Regions from separate parts of the Homo sapiens genome. Here region 2 is linked to region 1. Evidence: chromatin loops called from intact Hi-C (ENCODE). Cell type or tissue: endothelial cell of umbilical vein. All regions are shown on one strand.

What was found. Hi-C counts contacts between places; a loop is a spot of excess contacts. Peaks named below come from ENCODE experiments on the same cell type or tissue, not always from the same donor. Only the 100,000 strongest peaks of a DNase experiment are listed, where the experiment ranks them.
Region 2: a loop joins it to region 1, with 8 times the contacts of the local background. A loop is called at or near these places in 3 of 110 quality-filtered maps.

What each region holds. Positions count from the first base shown.
Region 1 is chr2:234,821,219-234,826,218 of GRCh38, reverse strand. It overlaps LOC101927896 (a long non-coding RNA gene), which reads left to right. Exons shown (of 9, transcript XR_002959457.2): 5 at 1,106-1,286. Among named protein-coding and RNA genes, the nearest start is that of SH3BP4, 130 kb to the left of the region's middle. In endothelial cell of umbilical vein, no CTCF peak of the experiment used is centred here; a DNase peak (open chromatin) is centred at 2,228; H3K27ac peaks cover 1,864 bases.
Region 2 is chr2:234,978,496-234,983,495 of GRCh38, reverse strand. The region is part of intron 1 of SH3BP4 (SH3 domain binding protein 4); the gene reads right to left. LOC105373939 (a long non-coding RNA gene) reads left to right here and starts at 4,718. Exons shown (of 3, transcript XR_924008.1): 1 at 4,718-4,809; 2 at 4,931-5,000. RefSeq lists enhancers at 1-36, 2,421-3,158. In endothelial cell of umbilical vein, no CTCF peak of the experiment used is centred here; DNase peaks (open chromatin) are centred at 2,025, 2,855, 3,985 and 4,875; H3K4me3 peaks cover 1,741 bases; H3K27ac peaks cover 5,000 bases.

The sequences.
Region 1 (5,000 bases):
GTGTGAGAGAGAGAGAGCACAGGCGTGTGTGTGTGAGCACAGGTGTGTGTGTGTGAGCACAGGTGTGTGAGCTTGGAAAGGTGTCTGAGCATAGGTGCGTGTGCACAGGTGTGTAGGTGTATGTGTCAACGAAGACACTGAGTTTCCTTTCATAGTGGACATGATGGCAGTGAAGTCAATGTGTGCAGAAGCAAGAGCCTGAGGACTGAGGTGACCAGGAGAAGCTGCGTCTCCTTAAAATGCACAAAGTCCTGGCAAGGCTGTGGTGGAACTGAAGAGCTCAATGAATGCTAATCAGATCTCCTCAAGCAGCAGCAATGCCTTGGCTGCTGTCTGGATTACATATCTTTGTGACAATATTGCTTCCAACACTAAAGATGCTGTTTCCAAAGGCATTTTCCCAGGACTGAGATTACTGATCCAACACGAAGTAAGACTTTTGTGACTTGTGAAATGTGAATGGTGTTCCCAAAGGATCGCATCAATGTCCAGGACCACCAGCAATGTATGTGTGCACCAGTTCTGGCACATCTGCTCCAGACACGTGACAATTCAGGAGTTAAAAATCTCTTTGCGTTGCTGTTTTCAGTCATGTTTCAGTGATTGACACCCCGATAGCCTTCATTTCTAAGGTAGGGGATATTTTCTCTGAGAAATTGTCACCTTCATACAAAGTCTCAAGAGAGTAAGTTACCAGAATTAAGATGACATATTTGGATCTTAGATTCACAGTGATTTGTGAGTTTTTCACTTATACTTCTCAGACACAATTCAGCCCAGATCATGTGGAAAGACATGTTTGGAAAGAGGAAAACAGCTGGGATAAAATCTTTATTTTGACAGGCAAAATAAAATGGTGCTAATGTCCAAACACGTCTGGACTGTTAATGCTTCTAAAAATGGTCTCCACTTTAGGAAATGATATACATTTTTACACTAAAGGAAATAAATATTTTCTCATAGTCAAACTTAATGTCATTAACTAGACAAGTGAAGAGGGTCATAGATCTTTCTGTAGTTTATACTATAGCTTTGCTTAATAAGACTTAGAGATAGCAACTTGAACTTAATCACATATTATAGTTTTTTTTTTTTTTTTTTGCAGGAAATTTCTTTTAGAATGTAATAAATGCTTAAAGAAGAATTATACTGTGAGTAGAACAGCATGCAGCCTGGCACTTAGCAAGTGATCGAGAAATAATTCATGAGTGAATGAATGAACAGATGACAGATGTAACCAAAAATCAAAACTAAAATCACTTCTGAAGTCGAGGATGCACTTCTCAGTAAGTAACTTTGGTTATGATATCTCTGGTCCTTAAGGAAGAATTCTGGCTGGGCACAGTGGCTCATGCCTGTAATCCCAGCACTTTGGGAAGCCAAGGAGAGTGGACCACTTGAGACCAGGTGTTTGAGACCAGCCTGGCCAACATGGTGAAACCCCATCTCTACTAAAAATACAAAAATTAGCCAGGTGTGGTGGTGGGTGCCTCTAATCCCAGTTGCTTGGGAGGCTGAGGCAGGAGAATCGCTTGAATCCAGGAGGTAGAGGTTGCAGTGAGCCGAGATCATGCCACTGCACTCCAGCCCAGGTGACAGAGACCTGTTTCAAAATAATAATAATAATAATAATAATAATAATAATAATTTCTGAGAGTATATTGTCTCTTCTCCTTAGTTACAACACTGTGCTCTTTCTGGAGCTTAGTTTGATGGTCTTAATTTAAATTATGCCAATAACAAGCATTTTTGAGGAAGTGAGTTGATAACACAAATGCTTCTATGTGTGCAACGAGATCGCATTCTTAAAAAAACACATAACTTATTCTGTATCTGGGAGCAGATTCCATGTTATGAGGCTGTTTTTCAGGCCAGTGCTCCTGCTGTGTGGGCCCATTTAGCACAATTCCTCTGTGGGATTGCAGATGTGTCATAATTTCTAGGCACAAACTAATGTCAATCTGCTTGCACTTAAGTCCTCTGTTGTTAAACTAAATCATTTCCTCCTTTTCAGGCATTTTTCTCATCTGGATTTAACATAGATCTGTTCTCACACAAACATCTGTGGAATGAGCCTGGACATTGCTACGGAGGGCTGGTTAGAGGAGGAGGAAAGAAAGAATAATGGCTAATCATTAAGTTGCAGTGTGGGTGTTTGGTTGGGAAGAACCAGCTGGCGGAGGAATGGATACTACCTCTGACTCAGAGACATGGGCAGTGACCCCTATTGTCTGGCCAAGAAGGAGTCACATGTCTTTGGTGACTTCTTTGTTTACACTCAGAGTTTAACTATGAGGCAGAAATGGTTTCTTTGCCAAAGTCTACATTTGATGAAACATGGCTAATTTTAATTTTAGAGCTGAGCTTGGACCTTTCTTCTAGTCATTGCTCCAAAGTGGTGCTTACGGGAAAGGAGAGTATTCTTCATGATCAGCTCTGTCTTACATTCAAGTGCAGTCAGGCACGGAGGGACTAGAGCATCGGCCCTAGGCCACAGCTGGAAAGTCCTCTGCGTTGCTCAACAGGGGTCACAAAGCAAACTGAGATCATACGTGGGCAAAGGAAAAAAGAGAAGGCAAAACATTCAAAATCTCAAACATTTGAAACCAGATTTCAGTTGAAATATATAAGTTAATCAGTATCAAGCAAAAATGTCAGTCCCCAGAAAGCCAGTCTCTCCTTCACATTTATGTAAATACAGTTTGGGTTCTGATATCATTGGCTGCTGAATTTAATATTGAGACAAAGTGTAGTAGAGTAAAAGGCCTCCCAAAGCCACTTATTCCACTCATTCAGTCAAAAGAAATTTACTAAATGCTTTCCTTGTGAGCAACGCACTAAGCCAAGTTATGGCACTTCACTCTGTCAGCTTTCAAACGCACCATCCTAACACCATCACCATAAACAACATCATCACCAGAACCATCATCATCACCATCATTATCACCACTGTCATAATAACCAATACCATTCCCATTACCCAACACCCCCATCACCATCACCATTCCCATCCCAGCACCTTCATTATCACCATCCCCATCCCCATCTTATCACCATCATCGTCACCATCATCATCTCCAACACCATCCCCATCACTGACACTATCATAATCACCATAATCATCCCCATTCCAACACTATCATCACCATCATCAATACCATCACCAACACTGCCCTCATCTCAACACTATCACTATCCTAACCCCACCACTATTCCAACTCAATCACTATCACCACCACCAACACCATCCCCATTCCAACACTATCATCACCATCACTACCATCACCAACACTGCCCTCATCTCAACACTATCACTATCCTAACCCCACCACTATTCCAACTCAATCACTATCACCACCACCAACACCATCCCCATTCCGACACTATCATCACCATCACTACCATCACCAACACTGTCCTCATCTCAACACTATCACTATCCTAACCCCACCACTATTCCAACTCGATCACTATCACCACCACCAACACCATCCCCATTCCAACACCATCTTCATCACCAACACTATCATCACCATCACTATCATCAACACCATCGTCATTACCGTCACCATCACCATCACAATCATATCAACACCATCTCTGTCCAACACTACCATCATCACCAACGCCATTCTCCTTTGGAACTCTAGGCTTTCTTCGTACATTAGCTCATTGATTTTGGCCCTATGTGGTAGATATTATGGTCCTCATTTGTTTTTGATAGAAATGGAGCCTCAGAACAGTGACATTACTTGCCTGAGCCACATGCTAATAAATGGCAAAACTATATCCATTTTCTACTTCCTCAGATTCTCAGTTTTCTGTGGGATGTATCAGGAGACCACACCACATTAATCATGAAGATAAAAATGACCTTCATAGTAATGTATTATGTTCATATCAGTGCTGAAATGTTTTGAAGCACCTTTAAATTTATTACATCATTTAAGCTTATAGTAATCCCTGTAGAATGACAAGAATGTGTTATTATGGTCAAATTTAAAGCATATTTTGTTAAATATCTCATTTCCAAAATGAACTTGCAGTAAATTAAGTATCTGGTAACACATTTCCAAAATTAATCATTGTCGTCTGATGACACAGAAGTTATTCCAGGGCTATTGGTCAATTCTGGGTCAGTTTCCTCATGGAAACTGCATCTGAAAAGCTAAACTGGAAGGTACCTGTATTCAAAATGGCTAAAGGACTGATTAGGATTAGGATTGATTCCTAAATTAGCAATGACATTTTTTCCCACAAAGGATTATGCTTGGGGTTCCTGAATAACTGATTCCATCAATCATTGATTAACCTCCTCCTACGTGCCTGGTGTTGGGCTGAACTCTGCGGATACAAGAGGAGTAAGACACAGGTCCCGGCCTTGAGAGCTTACCATCCTGTGTGAGAGGCAGACACACAAGGAGAAATGTTCAATGCAGTGACCTGGCTGTGATAGTCGCATCCCAAGTGCTCTACGGGGACAGAGGAGAGGCCCTGAGCTCGCCCATGGGTCTGCCAGCATAAAGGCAAGAGAGGTGTCCAGCCTCAGGCACCTCCTCAGCCCAGTCTAGGAGCATAAATGAGAATTAGCCCAGTAAAAGGCTGGATGACAGAAAGGATCTGGGCAGAATGGACAGCACAAAACAACACTGTGGGTGGGGAAATAGCTGAGGGTGTGTAGGGAGCTGCGCTGGAGTCAAAAGCAACTTGTGTCAGTTTGCCTCAGACTTTCTTAGTTTTAGCACTGAAAGTCTCACATCCTGGCCATCTCCTTAGTCCCAGGCCAACTGGGATAGATGGTTAACCAAGGTAGCAAGCAATAAAGTTAAAAAAGATAGCCAGTGGCTGCATTATGGAGGGTTCTGTGTGTCAAGTGAAAGTTGTTTGGTTTTGTGTTATGGGTGATGGGGATCCACCGAAGGGTTTCAGAGACACTGCATGGTCAGGGAGGGACAGGAGAGATGTGACTTCCTGGAGGGGACAGGCAGCCTCATAATAAG
Region 2 (5,000 bases), 160 kb before region 1:
CACCATTGCTGCCCACTCCCTCCCCTGGTCTCGTCCACCGCTCTTGACATTCTTGTATCTGTCATTTACTTCTCTCCTTTTTCTCCCACCAGAACAGGCTCCATGAATGCAAGGACTTTGTCCTGTTCACCAGGAACAACCTGGAACATAGCAGGTGCAGTCAGCCAATGTTTGAATGGATGGATGATTTATAGAGTACCCATATGCCAATGCAGGTGGACAGACGGGAACTCAGAGCTTCTCAAGCACAAATCTGGGGACAAAAACAAGAAGCACCTTGAACGGGCTGTGTGGAGTGCCCTGGGTAATTGGCACCCGGGTGTTTCGCAAGTTGGCCTGTATGGCCTGCGGGCAGGAACCCACCTGTCCTGCTCACTTCTGTATCCCCACCCAGCCCCTAGGCCTGCACTAGTGCTCAGCAGCAGCTGCATCAATAGCACCTGCTGCCTGAACAGAAAAGGAAGCTTCCCAAGCACCTGTAATCGGCAGTTTGGTCTCAGGTCCACCGATCCACCACCTCCCCGCTGGTCTCAGCTGCATCTCTCCACCAAATTTACAGCCCCACTGCCTCATCATCATTGTATTATCCCCGGCTCAAGAGCACAGGGTGCCTGCTCCTTCCTGCCTCTTCCTCCCTTGGAGCCAGGCTTCCCTGCCCCATTTCGGGGTTCTCTGCAGTTTGCCCTACCCCACGTGGACAGACTCCATGGCATCCACTGGTCACTCCAGCCAGGTCAGCGGCCCCACCCTCAAACTCCCCTATACATATCCCACCTCCTCCCATTTGCCCACTGCCCCTGTGACTAGGGAATGCCTCCTTGGTCCCCTCCCTGCCTGTGCAAAAACTGCCTCTCCCTCAAGCCCCACACTGAGGCTTCCCCGCAGCCTGTGTTCCCAGGTCTCGGGGATAGCCCACCTGCCACCCAGACTCTCAGCCCCACAGCACTTCCTCCCTGTGCGTGAGTTTCTGACCATCTTTTTTTGCTCCCCAGGGAAGAAGATGGTTTAATTTCTCCTGTGCCCTCCAGCTGCTGGGCTTTGAGACCTATAGACTAACAGTTCCATTTACGAGCTGCACACTACTGGACAGGCTGGTAACCCTCCGGCCTCTCCATTCCGCCTCCATAAAGTGGGCACACGACCCCAGCCCAGCACCAGCAGGCGGAGGGCACCAACACAGAAGTGGACAAAACCCTGCAAAGCCACAGGTGTGCCCACTGGTGCCAATAGCCCACCTGGTGCCAGCGATGCCCCGCTCAGCTGGGAGAGGCCCAGGCACCACCAGAGACCAGGACAGAGCGGGCTTCAAAGTGTAGCTGGGCCGGGAGAGGTCTCTAGACAAAACCCAGAACAGCCGGTTACATCGAATTTTCAGGTGCACAACTAATAATGTTTTAGTGTACATTACCCCGGATATTCAAATGGACCCGGGTATTCTGCATTTGTATTTGCTCAACCTGGACCCCACTGCCTGTGCCAGTCAGAGGGAGTTTCCCAAAAAGCCCAGCCTCAGGAGGCGACATCAGAGGTGGCCACCCAGGAAGGAGGCGGGGACGGGAAAATGGCAGCCGAGCTTACAAAGAGATGCGCTCCACGATATTTGCTTCCCACTAAAGAGCTGTTTTCTAGAATAAATAAAATAATCTTCTTGCTAACTATCAACAAGGGATTGTTTCGGTAATATTTTTCCACTCCGGTATGATTCTGCAACAACTCGGAAAACAAAGCAGTCACTCCCACAACAAAGATCCCTGTGGAAACCGCTCACCTCCATCCCGAAAGTCAGTCGTGACTTCACCTCACATTCCGCCAGAAACCGACTGCAGATTGTTACCAAAGAATCCTTGTGCAAACAAACACCAGCCAACTGCGACTGAATGGCAGGAAATGTAGCAGCTTTTTCTAATTTTAACTTTCTCCAGGAATGCATTCCTTCTAAACACGCTGGGCAAATTCTCCCCAGACCCGTGCATTCCTCTGCGGTCAAGCAATCACCTTCAGGGGCCTAAGACAAACTGCAGATTCCAAGTGTGCACTGGCCTGGCTGTGAGGGGTCCCCGAGCTCCAGGTCCCGTGCTGACTCACTGAACGAGGCTCTCCAAAGTGACTAAGAGGTTGGAATGAGCTATCTGAACAGGAAAGCACTCCCAGACTAGAGGGGGAGCCACAGACGGGAACAGAGCCCAGCAGTCTCCACCTCAGGAAGGCAGCATCAAGCAAGAGCGATAAACAGGGGCCGAGTCCACAGGCACCAGTCCATGACCCAAAGACCAGGACACACAGGCCAGGACTAGGAATGCCGCAAAAGTGTAATTCTGCAAATTATCCTCCCGGGACAGAAAAATTCAGAATTGTGCCTGATTTGATTTTAAAAGCCCATGAGGGCAAGGGACAAACCGGGATGCAGTGTCTGCAATGCTCGTAACTAAGAGAGGCTTATTTTCCAGAAAATTCAAAGCACTCCTACAATTAGCCAGGCATGGTGGCACAAGGCTGTAATCCCAGCTACCCAGGAGGCGGAGGTTGCAGTGGGCAGAGCTTGTGCGCCACTGCACTCCAGCCTGGGCGACACAGTGAGACCCTGTCTCAAAAAAACAAAAACGAAAAGCACTCCTACAATTCAGTAAGAAAAACGGGCAAAAACCACAAAAAGGATTTCCGCATGGGAGGAAATCAGAATGGTCAGTGAACATTAGCTTCTGGCAGAACATAAAAACACTCAGATACCATCTCACACCCATCAGACCATCCCCCCAAGTGAAAAAAAGGCGGACAATATTGAGGGAGGGGAGCATGCGGAGGAGCCTGGGCGAACCTGAAGGCTGCTGTGGGAAGTGGAGCTGGACTGGCAGCCAAGGCCCAGCCGCACTCCCTAGATAAACATTTGCACGCTGAGCTGGAAGTCATGTACAAAGACCTTCACAGCAAGTGTGGTTTTTGATAGCAAAGGCTGTAAACAACCTATTGTCCTTTAGGAGCAGAAAGAATAATTAAGCTAAGGCATTAACATACAGCAGTCCCCCCTCACCCCAAGTTTCCATGGTTTCAGTTACCCCTGGCCAACTGTGGTCCCAAAACAGGTGCTACAGTACAATAAGATATTCTGGCAGGGAGAAAACACATTCACACAACTTTTATTACAATATAGTGCTATAATTGTTCTATTTTATTATTCATTATTGTTCATCTCTCAGTGTGCCTAATTTACAAACTAAACTTTCTCATAGGCATGTATACATAGGAAAAAATAAATAGTACATACAGGGTTTGGTACTATCTGAAGTTTCAGGCACCTTCTGGGGGCCCTGTATCCCCTGCAGATAAGGGGGGGACTACTTACAGGGGAAAGGCACATAGTAATGAAAACAGATGAACTACAACTACAGGTATCAACACAGATGAACCTCAAGAACATAATGCTCAGCCAAAAAACGAACTCTTGCAAGACTATGTATTAGCTACCTAATGCTGTGTAACAAATCGCCCCAAACAACAGACTTCTATTATCACACAGTTTCTGTAGGTTAGGAATCCAGATGTGGCTTAACTGGTAAAGAAGAGACTCTCTTCTTCAGGGCCTCTCACAGAGCTGCCATCAAAGTCTTGGCCCAGGCTGGGGTGTCATCTCAAGGCTAGACTGGGGAGGGGTCCTCCAGGGTCATCTGGGGGAGGGGTCCTCCAGGGTCATCTGCTTGTTGTAGCATCCAGTTACTTGTGGCCATGGGACTGAGGCTTCAACTGCATGCTGGCTGCCGGGGGAGGCCACCCTCAGTTCCTTGCCACATGGCCTCTCTATATGGCAGCCTGCTCCACCACAGCCAGCAGGGGAGACCATCTGTTGTCAAGGAAGAAGTTCTAAGCCCACATAATGTAATCACGGGAGGAAGGCACAGCATCAACTTGGATGCATCCTACTGGTTAGAAGCAAGTTGCTAGCTCGGCTCACGCCAAAGGGAGGGGACTTCACAGGATGTGAACACCAGGAGGTGTGGATCACTGAAGGCCATCTCAGAGTCTGCCAGCCACAAAAGATACTGCATGATTCCATGTACATAAAAGTTAAAAACAAAAACAAACGATGTTGCTTAGAAACACAACCCCATGTGATAAAACTAAAAAACAGCAGAGAATGACAACTGCGAAATTCAGGACAGGGACTCCCTCAAATGCTTCAGGTTTATCTGATAAACACATTTTTGCAGGAAGGGGAGAGGATCGGGAGCTGGAAGCTGGGATTGGGAGGGGCAAAGGGAATTTCAAAGTTAAGTTCCATTTCTTGGCCTGAGTAGTGGCTACACAAGTGTTCATTGTTTTTGTGATTGTGTAAACATTCCCAAATATTTTCAAATATTACCTGTATCTACTCAAAGTTCAGGGACCACATGGCTTGCTCCCTTAGCACCCCACAGAACAGTGAGGACAGGGGCTCTGCACCCTGTGAAACCTCAAGAAATGCAGCAGATGCCTCCCTGGCATCCCCGCCTCCACCTTGCCCTGCAAAGAAACGCACCAGCTCTGACCGAGAAGCATGTCCGGCACCCAGAAATCCTGCTGTCTCTCCTCGCCAAACCAAATGCAAAAGCCTCCAGCCTGACCTGGAGGTAGAGCCGTTCCTCCAGAGGTTCAGCATGTTCCTCCACGCAGCGGCATGACTCTCGGATCTCACCAGCCTCTTGCCCTTCAGTTTCAAATGCAGGCCACGGACGCTGCACGACTCGGTCTCTCTCCACAGGGCCAGGGCTCCCCTCCAGGACCTCGAAGCACCCTACTGTTGGGGTGCTTGTCTCTGTTTCAGTTGTCCCTCTTAAGGTAACTGAAAACAACCACGGATTTGCTGGAAGTTGGGAGTCGCCCAGAACCACATCCTGTTTGGCTCTGGCACTGATTCAATCATGCCAATGTCACCCGGACAAAAGAACTTTCTACACAGGCTTAAGAAAGAGACGCGGCACCTGCAGCAGGAAAGGAGCCCAGCCGGAGAGTTCACCGCACCAGTCAGC